2 separate regions of the Homo sapiens genome follow, and region 1 is linked to region 2. The links are chromatin loops, found by intact Hi-C in ENCODE. Cell type or tissue: heart left ventricle. All regions are shown on one strand.

Region 1 (8,000 bases), 150 kb before region 2:
CCTGCCTCAGGCTCAGGAGTAGCTGGGATTACAGGCGCGTGCCACCATGCCCGGCTAATTTTTGTATTTTTAGTGGAAACAGGGTTTCACCATGTTAGTCGGGCTGGTCTCAAACTCCTGACCTCGTGATCCACCCACCCTAGCCTCCCAAAGTTCTGGGATGGTAGGCATGAGCCACTGCACCTGGCCAAGACCATATCTTTGGGAAAAAAAAGGTGGCAGGCTGTTGGCTGTTGTACAAGAGACCCAAGTCAGTTAGGGGCTTAGAAAACATCTCAGGTCTCATCCAGCCCCAAGATTTCTCAGTTCCTGGAAAGGTGGAGAGGAAGAAAGGGGGCTTTGAAAGCAGAAGTAATGATTCAATAAGGATGTTGGCTGCATTTTTCTTCTAGAAGGTGAACCAGAGAATAAAGAACAGATTTGTCTTTATTTTGCAAAACCCAGGTAGGGAGAGTGGAGGGGAATGGAGTAAGAATTAATGCATTGAAGTTAGAAACAAAAAGAATGGAGGGAACAAGCAAGTAAAAAGGAAAAGAAAGAAAGGAGCATGTTATGTTTCCTTTCAGAGAATCATTTGTTGGAACACTACATCTCAAACCTGATAACAGCTGGTAAATACAGCTTCAAGTATTGCATAAAAATATCACCTGATTTTAAAAAATAAAAACTTATTTTTAGTTCACTTTTTCCACTTCTTCCATGCAGAGATATTTAGCCAAGACTTACAACTGGTATTATAGGTTGAATTGTTTCCTCCAGAAAAGATAAGTTGAGGTCGTAACTGCTAGTACCTCAGAATGTAACATTATTCAGAAATACAGTATTTACAGAGGTAATAAAGTTGAAGTGAGATCATTAGGATGGACCCTAATCCAATGTGACTGGTGTCATGGACAGGGAAATTTGGACACAGAGACGGACACACACACAGGGAGGATGCCACATGAAGATGGAGGCAGACACCAGGTGATGCAGCTACAAGCCAAGGAACACCAAAGACTGCCCAAAAACCATCAGAAGCTAGGGGAGGGGCCTGGGACAGGTTCTCCCTTGCAGCCCTAAGGAGGAACCAACCCTACTAACACCTTGATCATGAACTTCCAGCCTCCAGGACTGTGAGACAATGTGTTTCTGTTGTTTAAGCCGCCCAGCACGGGGTACTTTGCTACAGCAGCCTAAGTAGACCAATCCAACTGGCTATTCGAGTTTCACATTTCCTGGCTCCATGCTTTCCAGGTAAAGGCCTAGAGTGCTTCTGGAACTGTGATGCTCAAAAGGCAAGCAGAACCCAGCAAGTTGGAGCAGGAAGTATCCCAGAGATCATCAATCTTAACTTATTTTATAGATATGAAAATTGAAGTTCAGGAGGAGTGAGTGACTTGCCCAAGTTTTCACCATGCAGAGCCATGACTCAAACCCAGGTTGTCAGACCTCCAGCCCACAGCTCTTTCTACCAGGGCCTGATCTTACCCAAACTGCACACACAGCCCTTCTTGTCATTACTTACCTGTTGGTTGCATGCCTCTTAAGTGTAAAACTTTGGGCTGGAGTTACTTGGAACCTGCTGCCATGGCAACTGGTGGGGGCAGGAGCAGGTCCTTTCTAGGGAATCTAGGGCTGCATCAGGGAGGCAACAGCTTACAAGACTAGATACTCCTGCTGTCTGCAGACACATCATATTTCTGGTCCTTTCCTCACCTTCCTCCTCTATTACCTTGCCCTCATGGTCAATCTAAATCACAGAACTAGGAGGGCTAGAGAGGAAAATGTTCCATGTTAGCTCAAATGCCAAGAAGGAGCCAGTGACTGCAACATATATTTGGAGAAGATCTTATGGAATTAAGCTCAGAATAAACTTTCTGAACCCCAGGTAAATTATCAAAGAATGGGGCTTTATTTGTTCTGCGCCTCTGCATCTATATGAAAAGATAGTCCTGGGCTACTTTCTCCAATCATACAGATTGGACCTAAGCTTGTAAGTGGCTCCCAAGTCAGAAGGTATTTGGATTTGTCTCCTCTCCAAAAGTCCTCAAGCAGACCCTTGATTTTTGTCCCACCCAGTAAACATGCCAAGTGCAAGGTAACTACACAGTTAAAGGAGTAGCAATTAAGTGAAATCTTGGGGAGGAAGGCATGGTTTTTCTACCATGGGAAGGACAGCAGGGACTCCTTCCTCCTAATCTTCCTCCTACTGTCTTCCTGGGAACTGGACTTCTCCTGATTTTGTCTCTCAGCAGGAAGAATGAGGCGGGGCCACATCTAAAGTGGTCATAGCCCCCAGGAGCTGATAGGCAAGGAAGGATCTTGGGTCGACCTGTACAAAAGGGCCCAGAGGAAATCCTTTGTTCTGATGTTGAGACACAGCTGTGTGGAAGGAAACCAGGCACAGCCTGTGCACTGATAGACTGGGGAGGTGAAACACTTCAACCATCCCTTTGTTCTCTAGTGCTGTTGCTCTATCTTCCTTTCTATACCTTCCCCCATCCTACCCCAACAAGAACCAGATAGCGCCTTCCTGAACTGATCAGTTTCTCACCTTGCCTTTTTTAAAAAACCGCCATTGGTACAAACAGATGTGGTAGTGAAGGTGAGTGTGATTTTCCTTCAAGATACAGGATCAGAGACACCTCTGCTTATAGCCTGTCCTACCTGCTCATCACTTTACTATTTGTTTTTGGTTTGGTGTGAACCAGGGTCTGCTCAATCCAACTCTTCTGCTCTCTAACCTTCACACAGTTTCCCCACACAACCTTCCCACATTTTACTAGTAGCTGCCCATTCCTCTCCATCCACAAAGTTACTGAGGGAGAAGCCATGTTTGGGCAGGGTGACCTGACCCCACACACCACCGCATCTCCTTAGCCCAATGGGCCAAGCCCATGTCCTACTCCTGGGGAGCTTGGAATTCATGCAGGAGAGACAGCTCAGAAGCTGTTGACAGTAGCTGGTTTTTGCCAAGTGGATTAGTAAGCAGAGAAAGCTGCTCTGCAGCCAGATGGATGGATGGATGGACTTGCATACAAGCAGGAAAAAGAGAGTGAGGGAAGCCTTAACTGTCCACGGTGCTTTCATTCCTAGTTCCAGAACATCCCTAAGGCCCAGCTGCCTCTTGACTTTGGCTTCGTTGATAATCCTCTAGCTTGAGCTAGTTTATGTGGACTTCTGTTGCTTACCTGAAACCAAAAGAACCCCCATTTATCAGAAATCACCTCTGAATCCATTAGCTGGAGAATGGCCAGAGCTGGAGCACCGTAAGATCTCCCCCCAAAAAACACTCCTGTGAGGCCTGGAAAATCCTCCTACTGTATCATTTGAGCCACATTTTACCATCTCACCCACAAGGGTGAAATGCAAGTTTGGAGAATGACTCCATGACATCCAGACACCTTCTCACTCCCCATTTAACTTTGAGCTGGCACATTAACCACAACTGCCAGCTCACATTCATTTTAGCTGCCATGTTTTAGGAAGGACAGTAATGGTTCACAGTCCTTTATCCAAATTCTTGAAGCCCAGTGTTTTGGAATTCAAAATTTTTCAGATTTTAAGAAGTATGGCCCATTATAAATTACATTATAAATTATATAACTCCCCTGGAAGGGTCTATGACTGTCTCCTAATCAAACAAAATGCACTAATATTTAAAAAATGGAATAAATAATGATTATAAGTAGTTTCATGTCAAGTTTTCCTTCCAAACAGTTTCAGATTAACTCAGGACAGGTGTTGCCTCAAGTGAGTTACTAAAAATCTTAGTTTCAAAGCTTTCAATATTGCAGTCATGAACGATTATGGTTGCCCATTTCACAGATAAGTAAATTGATGACCAAGAAGGCTAGGTACCTTACTCGGGCAGTCTGGCTCTAAAGGCCACAGCCTTCACTACCATCCCATCCTGCCACTCCACTGTTACACTGCCTCTTCAAACTTAACCCTAACCAAGAGTGGCAGGCTGATGCCAGATCTGCTAAACCCTATGGAAAAAATCAGAATGGGAGCTGTTGAACAGAATAGACAAAGCCAAAAAGGAGATGTGGTCATCTTCTTCAGATAGCCATCTTTTCCGCAAATTCTTTCCCTAAGGCCATTTTTAACCAGGGGACACTGGGCTACCAAGGACACTAAGAACAATCTTGCAAGGAGAAAGAGGTGTTGAGGTTCTGAGCGAGAGGTATGCAAAGGATGAGTAGAGGTTAATCCTAATCTTTGCCAAGTAAAGCAAAGGAAAGCTATGAGTGTCAACAGCCTCAGGTCTTTATCTTTTAGTTTGTTCATTCATCACTCATTGGGTGCCTACTTTGTGTACAATGCAATCAGTGCTGGAAAATGCCAGAGAACAAACTGTCCCTGGCTAGCAAAGCCCTCTACAAGCCTGCTCCCAGCTGCCTTTCTGATCTCTTCTCTCCCCTTATAACCTTCTCCCTCTCCCACTAAATCCAGCCACACCAGCCCTTCCGTGTCACAAACCCTCCAAGATCTTCCCGGCATCGGGACCTTTGCCCTTGCAGCTTCCCGTGCAGGCACTTTCTGCTTCCCGCTCTTCCAATGCCTGGCTGACTTCCCTAACCACCCAAAGGGAGGAGCCACCCAGTCGCTCATTTCCCCATTGCCTTAATTTTCATCTTTGCTCTTACTGGTATCTACTGTTGTTTCTGTTTTTCATTTGTTTACCTTCTCTCCCTATTGAATACAGCTTTCTGGGATCGGGAAGCTGATCTGTTTTGCAGTCTGCTGAATCTGCAATGTTTCAAATAGTGCCTAGTGCATAGTAAGTAGTCTATAAATATTTATTGAATAACAAGAAAGAAATTGGGCTTATATTTTGGAGTTTATGTTAGCTTTGTTGTTTTGTTTGTTTTTTGAAAGCCTGAAGTTTTAGACTAGAGAAAACATAACACAGGTATGTGGCTGAGATGGCTACCTGTCCAGCAACATCCATATTCCCTGTCTTTAATAAGAGCACTCCTGTGTTTTAGCTGAGAATTTCTCTGGCCAGTTCAAGTGTACTTTTCTTGGCATCTTTACAGCATGGATTTGGTCATGCTGGGTGAGAATGAGCTGTGTCATTTCTGAGTCATGTCCTTAAAAGAAATTTACATCCTCCCTTCCCCTGGCCTTTATCCCCCTTCCCGCTACCTAGATGATATCAGGATCCAAAGCAACCCCGTTGGAGCCAAAGATGGAAATCCTGTGTTGAGAAAGACGAGCCGCCTTGTCAGCTGTGAACAGTTTACTTCTGGGTTATTACATGGAGAAAAATAAACTCCCATCTTTTTAAACCATTATATGTGGGGCTTTCTTAGTTACAACAGCTAGGCCAGTACCCTATGCCTAACAGAAGTTTTTAAGTCTTTTTCAGCAACTTAGAGTGTTTTAGCTCTATCTGGTCTGCCTCTGCCAGAAACTACTACACAAATATTACCTTTTTTTTTGTTTTATTTTATCCTTACCATTTGTCAAGTTAGTTCCTGTGTCCCACAACACACCGCATTTGTGTGTTGCAGAAAGAGAAGGAAAACACATTTAATGAATGTCTACTAGGTACCAGGGACTATATTAAATGCCTTGCCTGTAATACTTTGATTCTCCTAATAGACATATGAGTCTGATGTCATTTTCTCTTTTTTTTCCTTTTTTTTTTTACTATTATTAAACTTTAAGTTCTAGGGTACATGACCACAACGTGCAGGTTTGTTACATAGGTATACATGTGCCATGTTGGTGTGCTGTACGCATTAACTTGTCATTTACATTAGGTGTATCTCCTAATGTTATCCCGTCGCCCTCCCCCCACCCCATGACAGGCCCCGGTGTGTGAGGTTCCTCTTCCTGTGTCCATGTGTTCTCATTGTTCAATTCTCACCTGTGAGTGAGAACATGTGGTGCTTGGTATTTTGTCCCTGGGATAGTTTGCTGAGAATGATGGTTGCCAGCTTCATCCATGTCCCTACAAAGGACATGAACTCATCCATTTTTATGGCTGTACAGTATTCCATGGTGTATATGTGCCACATCTTTTTAATCCAGTCTATCATTGATGGACATGTGGGTTGGTTCCAAGTCTTTGCTATTGTGAATAGTGCCGCAATAAACACACATGTGCATGTGTCTTTATAGCAGCATGATTTATAATCCTTTGGGTATATACCCAGTAATGGGCTTGCTAGGTCAAATGGTATTTCTAGTTCTAGATCCTTGAGGAATCGCCACACTGTCTTCCACAATGGTTGAACCAGTTTACAGTCCCACCAACAGTGTAAAAGTGTTCCTATTTCTCCACATCCTCTCCAGCATCTGTTGTTTCCTGACTTTTTAATGACTGCCATTCTAACTGGTGTGAGATGGTATCTCATTGTGGTTTTGATTTGCATTTCTCTGATGGCCAGTGATGATGAACATTTTTTCATGTGTCTGTTGGCTGCATAAATGTCTTCTTTTGAGACATGTCTGTTCATATCCTTTGCCCACTTGTTGATGGGGTTGTTTTTTTCTTGTAAATCTGTTTGGGTTCTTTGAAGATTCTGGATATTAGCCCGTTGTCAGATGAATAGATTGCAAAATTTTTCTCCCATTCTGTAGGTTGCCTGTTCACTCTGGTGGTAGTTTCTTTTGCTGTGCAGAAGCTCTTTAGTTTAATTAGATCCCATTTGTCTATTTTGGCTTTTGTTGCCATTGCTTTTGGTGTTTTAGACATGAAGTCCTTGCCCATGCCTATGTCCTGAACGGTATTGCCTAGGTTTTCTTCTAGGGTTTTTATGGTTTTAGGTCTAACATTTAAGTCTTTAATCCACCTTGAATTAATTTTTGTATAAGGTATAAGGAAGGGATCCAGTTTCAGCTTTCTACATATGGCTAGCCAGTTTTCCCAGCGCCATTTATTAAATAGGGAATCCTTTCCCCGTTGCTTGTTTTTGTCAGGTTTGTCAAAGATCAGATGGTTGTAGATGTGTGGTATTATTTCTGAGGGCTCTGGTCTGTTCCATTGATCTATATCTCTGTTTTGGTTACTGTAGCCTTGTTGTACAGTTTGAAGTTAGGTAGCATGATGCCTCCAGCTTTGTTCTTTTGGCTTAGGATTGTCTTGGCAATGTGGGCTCTTTTTTGGTTCCATATGAACTTTAAAGTAGTTTTTTCCAATTCTGTGAAGAAAGTCATTGGTAGCTTGATGGGGATGGCACTGAATCTGTAAATTACCTGGGCAATATGGCCATTCTCACAATATTGATTCTTCCTATCCATGAGCATGGAATGTTCTTCCATTTGTTTGTGTCCTCTTTTATTTCATTGAGCAGTGGTTTGTAGTTCTCCTTGAAGAGGTCCTTCACATCCCTTGTAAGTTGGATTCCTAGGTATTTTATTCTCTTTGAAGCAATTGTGAATGGGAGTTCACTCATGATTTGGCTCTCTGCTTGTCTGTTATTGGTGTATAAGAATGCTTGTGATTTTTGCACACTGATTTTGTATCCTGAGACTTTGCTGAAGTTGCCTATCAGTTTAAGGAGATTTTGGGCTGAGACGATGGGGTTTTCTAAATATACAATCATGTCATCTGCAAACAGGGACAATTTGACTTCCTCTTTTCCTAATTGAATACACTTATTTCTTTCTCCTATCTGATTGCCCAGGCCAGAACTTCCAACACTATGTTGAATAGGAGTGGTGAGAGAGGGCATCCCTGTCTTGTGCCAGTTTTCAAAGAATGTTTTTGCCCATTCAGTATGATATTGGCTGTGGGTTTGTCATAAATAGCTCTTATTTTGAGATATGTCCCATCAATACCTAATTTATTGAGAGTTTAACATGAAGGGCTGTTGAATTTTGTCAAAGGCCTTTTCTGCATCTATTGAGATAATCATGTGGTTTTTGTCTTTGGTTCTATTTATATGCTGGATTATGTTCATTGATTTGCGTATGTTGAACCAGCCTTGCATCCCAGGGATGAAGCCCACTTGATAATGGTAGATAAGCTTTTTGATGTGCTGCTAGATTCAGTTTGCCAG
Region 2 (8,000 bases):
CCTGAGCAGATTCTCAAGGGCGGGAACCTTACAGTGGCGGGCTTCCATCACCTAATACTAAGGCCTCTGCTGACACCAAAACTCTGTAAATGTTGCAGTCAATTCTAAGTGTCTTTTTCTCAACTGTTCTCATCTTACTTTTTATGGTTTCAATGCCTTCCACAATGGTTTACTCTCTTATTTAGACTTCATCTATCTCACTGAATGGTGGTGTTGGGTCACCTGGGGTCAGAAAACCAGTGCAAAAATGCTGCCACTCTGGCTGTTACTATTACTGGAAGTGAAGAAACTGTCCTTCTTCTCTGACCCAGGAGCCTCATGTCTTCTACCAACATCCGTGAAATTTTGGCATGTGTGATTATTACCTGCACATGAGATAAGATCTCAGTTCTTGATGGTATGGAATGCTGCAGGGAGAGGAAGTGTGCGTGCACAGGCCCAGAGGCCTAGGGGAGCCCAGCCTGCTCTCGGAACTGCCAGGAGAGCAGATGACTGTGGCACACCCTTGCTGTGTGGGGTGGCAAGCAGCCTCTTCCTTCAGGCTTCTGCCCAAATGTGATCTCATTAGAATGGCCTTCCTTAACCATCCCAGCTGACACAGAATCCCACATCACTCCCTGTCTCCTATCTTGCTTTTCTGTCTTTCACATGTATACCACATCATCTCATATATTTGTTTGTTTGTTGTCTGTACTTCCCTACAAAATGGCAAATCCCATCGGCGAAGGAACTTTGTTTCATTCACTGCTGTAATTAATTCTACCACTTAGGACAGTGCCCCGCATAGAGAGATGAGGCTGTCAGGACAGGCAAGCCTGGTTTGCATCATGGGTTACAGCCTGTAAGCCATGCCAGGAGCCTGGGTGAATCCTGGGAGGTTTAGAAATTCTTTTAAGTATTCTATGATTTGCATTTTAGGGCCATGATCCCTTCAGCAGCTGGCAAGTTCATTGAAGGGAGGGCAAGACCACAGGAGTCTGGGAGAGCAGGTGGGAGGTGGGCGCATCATCTAGAAGGAGGATGTTAGTGTGGATTTAAGACACTGGGCTGGAGAGGAGTGGAGGAGTGTTAAAGCTATCAAGTAAGGAGAATTGACAGGGCTTGGTGATTGATTGGATGTAGAATGCAGGGGAGTAGTGGTCACAGATGGTGATTTGGGTGACTGGCAAATGGTTTAGGGGGGTTCAGAGGAAATGGGGGGTATACTTAGAGATAGGATGTTCAACTGGGGCAAAAGTTTGACTTACTATTATCTGCTGAACCGTGAGAAGAGCTGTTATCCTGTGATCATTTCTCGACATCAATCCGATGGCAAGTAGTCTGTTGCTGGTGCCAGGGTCAGAATGTGGGAGTGTCTTAGTCCTGCGGTTCACAGACCCCAAAGGAGAAGCAGGTTACAGGGATTTCTGGTAGTTGTTTCTGATGCCAGCTCCAGGTTAGACAGTCCTCATTCAACCTGACCCTTTAACACTTCTCCAATTTCTGTTTTTCAATATTTTTACGTTTTTAATTTATGTCCCATAAAATGCACAATTTTGAGCGCACATCACTGTGAATGTTTATCTACGCATACACCCATGTAACTACCCAAACCAAGATTCGCAACATTTCCACAGCCCCAGAAAGCTATCTGTGCCCCTTCCAAGTCCAAAGTAAGCATGCTTACCCAAAGGTAACTGCTATCTGACTTCCGTCATCTAGGATTAACATTGCTGATTCTTGAACTCCATTATAAATAGAATTACACAATATGTACTTTTTTATCTGTGTCTTGTTTCTTTCAACATCATGACTGTGAGGTTCACATTTCAAAAATTTGCTGTTTTTATAACTGTGTAATATTCCATCGTATAAATATGCCATAATTTGTTTACCATTCTCCTGTTGATGGGCATCTGGGTTGTTTGGAATAAAGCTGCAATAAACTTTCTTGTCCAAGTCCTTTTTGCAGCTGCTGTCTTTTGGCAATTCCAGGAAGGCCTGTGTTTTGTGTATGTGGATGCGTATTATTAAAGGAAAACCTTCTTGACAAGGCCTTGAACTCGCTGCTGGCCTCTGCCTGGGGTACCTTTGAGGATGAGCAGCTCCAAGGAGCAATGGACAGAAGCTCTAAATCACTAGTGACCAAGGGTAATGTCACATCCCCTCAATTATTTGTTTTTATTAGAGATCAGGAGAATTTGGGGGAAACCTAAAAGTGATTTTGAGCAGTTATTCTCATGCACTTATAAAGACTTTTACCTCTTGCAAAGGACCAGGGCTGGGGAAAGAGACAGAACCAGGATGTAGGTTGGGCCTCATGTACTTGGAGAATGGTATTGAACTCCCTACAGCATGTGGCCCCCAGTTAAGGGAATGGTTTTTCTATATCACAAATGGAAAATATTCTCATTTCTCTGTAATCATAGTCATAGTGTAAAGCATCCTTCGCTAGGGTTTGAATGAAAGAGGTAATCTCCTGATTTCTGCTAAAGAACTTCTCAAATCCTTCATTGCTGATGACTATGACATCCTCATAGGTGCCATTTTCCTCCTAACTTTTTTCCCAAATATTTCTGATCCACCCCAGCAATGCTACTAGTAAATATTCAGAGATTCCTAATCCTAGACTCCTCAGGCATCCTAGGTTTTAGAAGAGAAAGAGAGTTCTCTTTAGTTAAGAACTTGCTGTGGGCCAGGTACTATGTGAGGTAGTTTGCATCCATTTCATTATTTAATCTTTACAGCACAGTGAGATAGGTTTTATTATTCCCCTTTGATGGATGAGGAAACAGAAGTGCAGAGAGGTTCATTAATTTGCCCCAAATCACACAGCAGAGCCAGATTTGACCTGAGATATATTTGGCTTTCTTGCCTATAGCACATTGCTCCTTAAACTAAGTGTGTCTGGCCAGGTGCAGTGGCTCACACCTGTAATCTTAAAACTTTGGGAGGCCGAGGTAGGAGGATTGCTTGAGGCCAGAAGTTCAAGACTTGCCTAGGCAACATAGTGAGACTCTCATTTCTACAAAAACTAAAACTAAAAATAAAATAAGTGTCTCTGACCAGACCTCCTAGCCTGGCTCACACTGTCTCCATGGTACAAAACATTCATATGGTCGAAAAAAAGTATTGTCTCTCAAATGACTGTGAGATTCCACTATCCTTTTATAACTTCACGATATAGAAAATAGTCAAGCTCTTGAGGTTAAAGTAATGTAACTCAGAATCACATGTGGTCCACTGTGAAAAAGCTTAAGGTGACCCAGGGTGCAGCTGTGACTTCCAGAAACGTGGAGACCAAAGGGGAGCTACATAAGGTGTGGAAGGTGCCGAGAAGCACAGTCCCAGCTTGGGGCTGGGGCACTTCCCACCCACCCCGCGGGCTGTGATTAGCCCCCACACCCTGTCCTGGGCCCTGCACTGGCCGCTGCACACCACGCCCCTGCTCTTTGTTCCCCGGTAGCAGAGCCAGTATAATTTCATGCTTCCTAATTTCTGAGGATAGTGAATCAATTCCCCCCACCAGTTTGCCTAGAAGAAGAGCTTATTTAGACAAACGCCTCCAAGGAAACAGTTGTAGAGAGTCACTTAAGAAAACAAGAGGCTGCTAAAGGAATGCTCTGCGTGCAGTGTGGAACAATTCGCAGTCAGCATGGGCGCTCCTCGGCGGGGAGACGCTCCCGGGCAGAGTGAGCACACCTGCCGCACATCCTTCCCAAAAGGAACTCCGCTCATTCCGGACGCTGGACTGCAAATAAAAACAGCCAACGCTAGAGTCCTGGAGTCGGGGAGGGGCTGGGACAAAGGTGAATGAACTTTCCTCCTCTGGCTTCAGATCAGCCTTTAGATTTCTCAGAATGCCTGAGGTCATCTAAGTGGTCTCTAAGTTACTGTCACACCACCCCCATTTTAAGGGGGTTCAGGGCAGCGTGGCTGGTGGGACCCTCTCCTGGGACACTCCTCCAGGCGCCCCCCCCCATCCCCTGGAGGTATTGGACTGAAAACAAACTGCTCGCTTTAGGGGACAAAGGGCACTGGGGGGTTGAGGCTGCAGAGAGGGAACCCCGGGAGGAGAAATGGCCTCGGGAGAGTGGATTCCAGCTTCCATAGAAGGCTGGGAAGGAGCCACCAAGAAGCTTCACCTCCAGTCCAGCCAAACGGTGAGCCGCGGAGCACACTGCTGGCTCCTGGCAGCCCTGAGCAGTTTCTATTACAAAAAGAAAAGGAGGGGAAAGGCTATGAATGCTGGCCTGGTTCCCAGAACAGAGGCTGCAGGGAAAATGGAAACAACTGTTCGCCGGCCCAGTGGGCTTGGCAAGGGCAGGTCAGGGCAGAACCAGAGGGCAGGTCAGTGCAGAACCAGAGGAAAAGGTGGGAGCCCCCAGGCTCTAGTCCCTGGGACCAGAATCACCCATGCCCCACCCCTTCAAGTCTCAGCTCAGATGTGGTGGGAGTGTAAAGAGTGCTGGATTGAGAGTTTAAGTTTTGGCTGAGCTCCTAACCAGCTTCCTCACATGCCCAGGAATCATGGACTCATAGCTCCCAGAGCCCAGGAAGACTCCCTCACCCACTAGGATGACTCACACAGTCCTGCCAGTCCTGGCTGACAGTGGTCCCTCCCATCCTGAGCAGCCGCCAGGTCATCGCATGCTCATGGCTCCCTCCAGTTGCCCTGCTGGACAGAGCGTGATGGAAGAGTGGAGAGCCCCAGCCGCAGGGTTCCTCTGCTCTCATCCCACTTTAGGTCTGCTCCAACCCCGTGAGGTCGGGCCCCTGCCTCCTGTGCCTTTCATGTCCCCAGCAGTTCCAGGGACGGGATAGGGACTCAGGAAGTATTTATGGCCTGGTTAATAACGAGCCCTGTCACAGCCTATGATTTGGGGTCCAATAAATCTGGGTTCCGATTTGGAGCCCTGCTGCCTGCTGGCTGGGAGGCTGAAATAAAGGCCTTGACCTCTCTAAGGCTCGGCTTCCTCCGCACTAAAGTGGTGGGTGCTTCACAGAGCTGATGGGAGGATAAAGGAAGTAAGCATATGGCCAGCAGAGGAGTCAGTAATAGCGTTCACCTCTCCATGCACCTGGAATCCTTGCCCACTCCCTCTAGACACAGGCTCAGAAGCCAGTGGAGCCTTTCAGGGTGGGGACCTCACTGGTTTTAGGGTCACGTCTGTTGCTGTGGAGGCAAATGGCACATCTGCTGGGCTCCACACTAGCCTGAGGAGAGGCCTTATGCTGCAGCTGTTTCCCAGCCGGCCGTGGTGAGGCGTCAGCAGGGCCCTGTTTAAACACAGCGCTGCGGGAGCCCCCACCCTGCACCTCAGATCCTTAAGACACCTGCTCCCTGATGCTCTCCCCAGGTCTCACCTGGTGGCAGGAGTGGAAGAAGTGATGGGATGAGTCACCACAAAGACCCTTCATGGAACTCATTAACTTTACAGAATAATGATTCTGGGACAGAGTGGATGTTTTTTTTTTTCTTTTTTGCCCCCAATTACTAAAAGAGTGGAGGATTTTAAATATACATAGTGTGCTCTGGTGATTGGCAAATTTAACCCCTGCTTGACTTAATTCTCAACAAGTCTCACAGTGATGCATTCTGGTGAGATTTCCAAGTTTCAGTCACTGCAGGAATGATGGAGGTGCATGGGTGCATGTCACTAGGGCACTTTATGGTTTACAGGGCACACTCACATACATTATTTCCTGTGATCCTCACCACAAATCTAGGAGGCAGGCAGGAAAGGAGTTCTTAGCCCTATTTTACAGACAATGGCATTGAGTCCCAGAGAGGTTGGGCAATTGCCCAAAGTCACACAGCTTATTTTTCGAAGCACAGTAACTCATGACCCCAGAGTTCACTTCATGTCTTCTCACAACAAGAGGGAGGAACAAGCACCATTGTCTGGCCTCATATATTGAGTTTTGATTCCTGGGTTCAGTTTCCTGTCACTATGCGCAGGGAAGAGACATGGATATCTGGAGATCAACTCCCCCTACTCCATGCTGTAGACTCCACTTTGGGAAAAGAGTACACAAGCGATGCAGGGGGGTGGGGGGTGAAAGAAATCCACATGTTTCATCCCCAAATACACTTCTTTGACATAATTTGAGATGGTTGTTCAGAGGGCCTGCAAACAGAAGGAGCCCTGCAAAGCTGTCTTTCTGGGGGAGATTTGCATCTGCAGAGAATCTGCATTGATGCAGCCAGGTTTTCTCAGGTTTTCTCAGAGGTCGTCCTTTGTCCAATCTAGGAAAAATTAACTGAAAATGGGACACCTTTAAAGGTCTGAAAGTAACATTTCCCATCAGTTCTCTCGGGGCTGCTCCCTGTGAGGTTTCGTCTACGTAACAAGATCATCTTGGCTCACCAGGCCTCCTCATCTTCTCCTCCCATAACCTATTTTGCCCCGATCCAAGCCCCCATTCTTTCTGTAACCTCAGGATGGTATATATACTTATACTTCCTGCACTGGCCGCTGCACACCACGCCCCTGCTCTTTGTTCCCCAGTAGCAGAGCCAGCATAATTTCATGCTTCCTAATTTCTGAGGATAGTGAATCAATTCCCCCCACCAGTTTGCCTAGAAGAAGAGCTTATTTAGACAGGAGGGTGGAGGAGGGTGGAGGGTGGAGGGTGGAGGTAATCACTCTGTGGTTCTCCCCCATGTGCACATTAACAAATTTGTCTGCCTTTTCTTTTATTAATCTGCATTTTGTGAGATGATTTTTCCATGAACATACAGAGGGCAAAGAAGTTTTTCCCTTGGCCCCTACTGTGGCTTCTCTGGACTGTGAGACCACCTTTAGTCTTGCCCAGGCAAGTTCTGAGGCAGGAGAATAGGGTCTGGAGGCAGGGAACCTAAGGCTGATTCACACTGACTAATTAGAACTAAATCAAAAGGGAAACCCCAACTTTCCACACCTAAGTAACAAAAGGACCAGAGGCTACTCCCTTTGTAAACACCCCCACCTGTCCGATTTGGTTGATTTCTGCAACCAATCAGACTGATTGCAGGCCACTACTTCATTTGCATGAAGTGTACACCAAGTGGCCTATGGGAAACCTCTAGGGGGTATTTGGACCCCTGAAGATCCTGTAACCAGCACCCTTGAACCGCTGCTCAGGCCTGCTCCCACCCTGTGGAGTGTACTTTCATTTTCAATAAATCTCTGCTTTAGTTGCTTCATTCTTTCCTTTCTTTGCTGTGCATTTTGTCCAATTCTTCGTTCAGAACACCAAGAACCTGGACAACTTGCAGTCAAGACCCTCCACCAGTAACAGTTCTAGCTGTCTCGACACACACAGAGGCTCGCCGTAGGCCCTGCTCCATTGATGCCCTGGGCAGTGGAGCCACAGAAGGCACCTCTGACCCAGTGCTCTGTCTCAGGCTGGTGCAGGCCAGGGCCTGAGCCTGGGCAAGGCAACACTGCACCCCTGTGAATCATGCACCCAGCAGGGGCTGTAACAGGGCTGCAAAGCCACCACCAGGCAGCTGCTGGCAGGACTAGGTTAGATGGTGGCATGCAGGGCAGGCAGGGCCTTCTGCACGTAAGAGGGACAGTGGCACTTCAGTCCCACCAGAAAACCCCTTTCGTCACCCATATGTTCAGCAGCCACGCACTACCTCCCGCTGTGGTGTATGCAGTACAGAGGCTGCTGAGTGATTGTGGAGGCAGCCAGGACAGAAGCTGGGAGGCATATTGTACAGTGACAAAGAACAAAGACGTTGGAGTCCCACGGCTTCAGGTTCGAATCCAGACTCCACTTCTTAGCAGATGGATGATCATGGGAAGTCATTGAGTCTCCCTGTGTGCCAGTGTCCTCATCTGTATACTGGGATAGGACAGCACCTCCCACAGGGGTTCTGAAGTGATGTAAATGCAATGCTTGGCCTGTAGTGATTGCCCCATCCATGGTTGATACCATAAGGGGTTAGTGAAATGCACTGTTTTTTGCAGCTGTGGTGCCATGCAAATAAAAGTTATTCTCAGGACTGCATATCGCTTTCACCCTGTCAT

The links. A loop is a pair of places that touch in the nucleus more often than their neighbours do. Peaks named below come from ENCODE experiments on the same cell type or tissue, not always from the same donor. Only the 100,000 strongest peaks of a DNase experiment are listed, where the experiment ranks them.
Region 1: it touches region 2 in a loop (5-fold over the local background); 2 of 110 quality-filtered maps call a loop at or near these places.

Annotation. Positions count from the first base shown.
Region 1 is chr7:106,213,708-106,221,707 of GRCh38, reverse strand. LOC124901719 (a long non-coding RNA gene) reads left to right here and starts at 4,532. Exons shown (of 2, transcript XR_007060467.1): 1 at 4,532-4,768; 2 at 5,141-5,283. In heart left ventricle, no CTCF peak of the experiment used is centred here; a DNase peak (open chromatin) is centred at 4,497; H3K4me3 peaks cover 526 bases; H3K27ac peaks cover 3,411 bases.
Region 2 is chr7:106,061,668-106,069,667 of GRCh38, reverse strand. No RefSeq gene overlaps it. Among named protein-coding and RNA genes, the nearest start is that of SYPL1, 47 kb to the left of the region's middle. RefSeq lists enhancers at 6,770-6,819, 7,130-7,299, 7,330-7,459. In heart left ventricle, no CTCF peak of the experiment used is centred here; DNase peaks (open chromatin) are centred at 4,227 and 4,617; H3K4me3 peaks cover 954 bases; H3K27ac peaks cover 2,826 bases.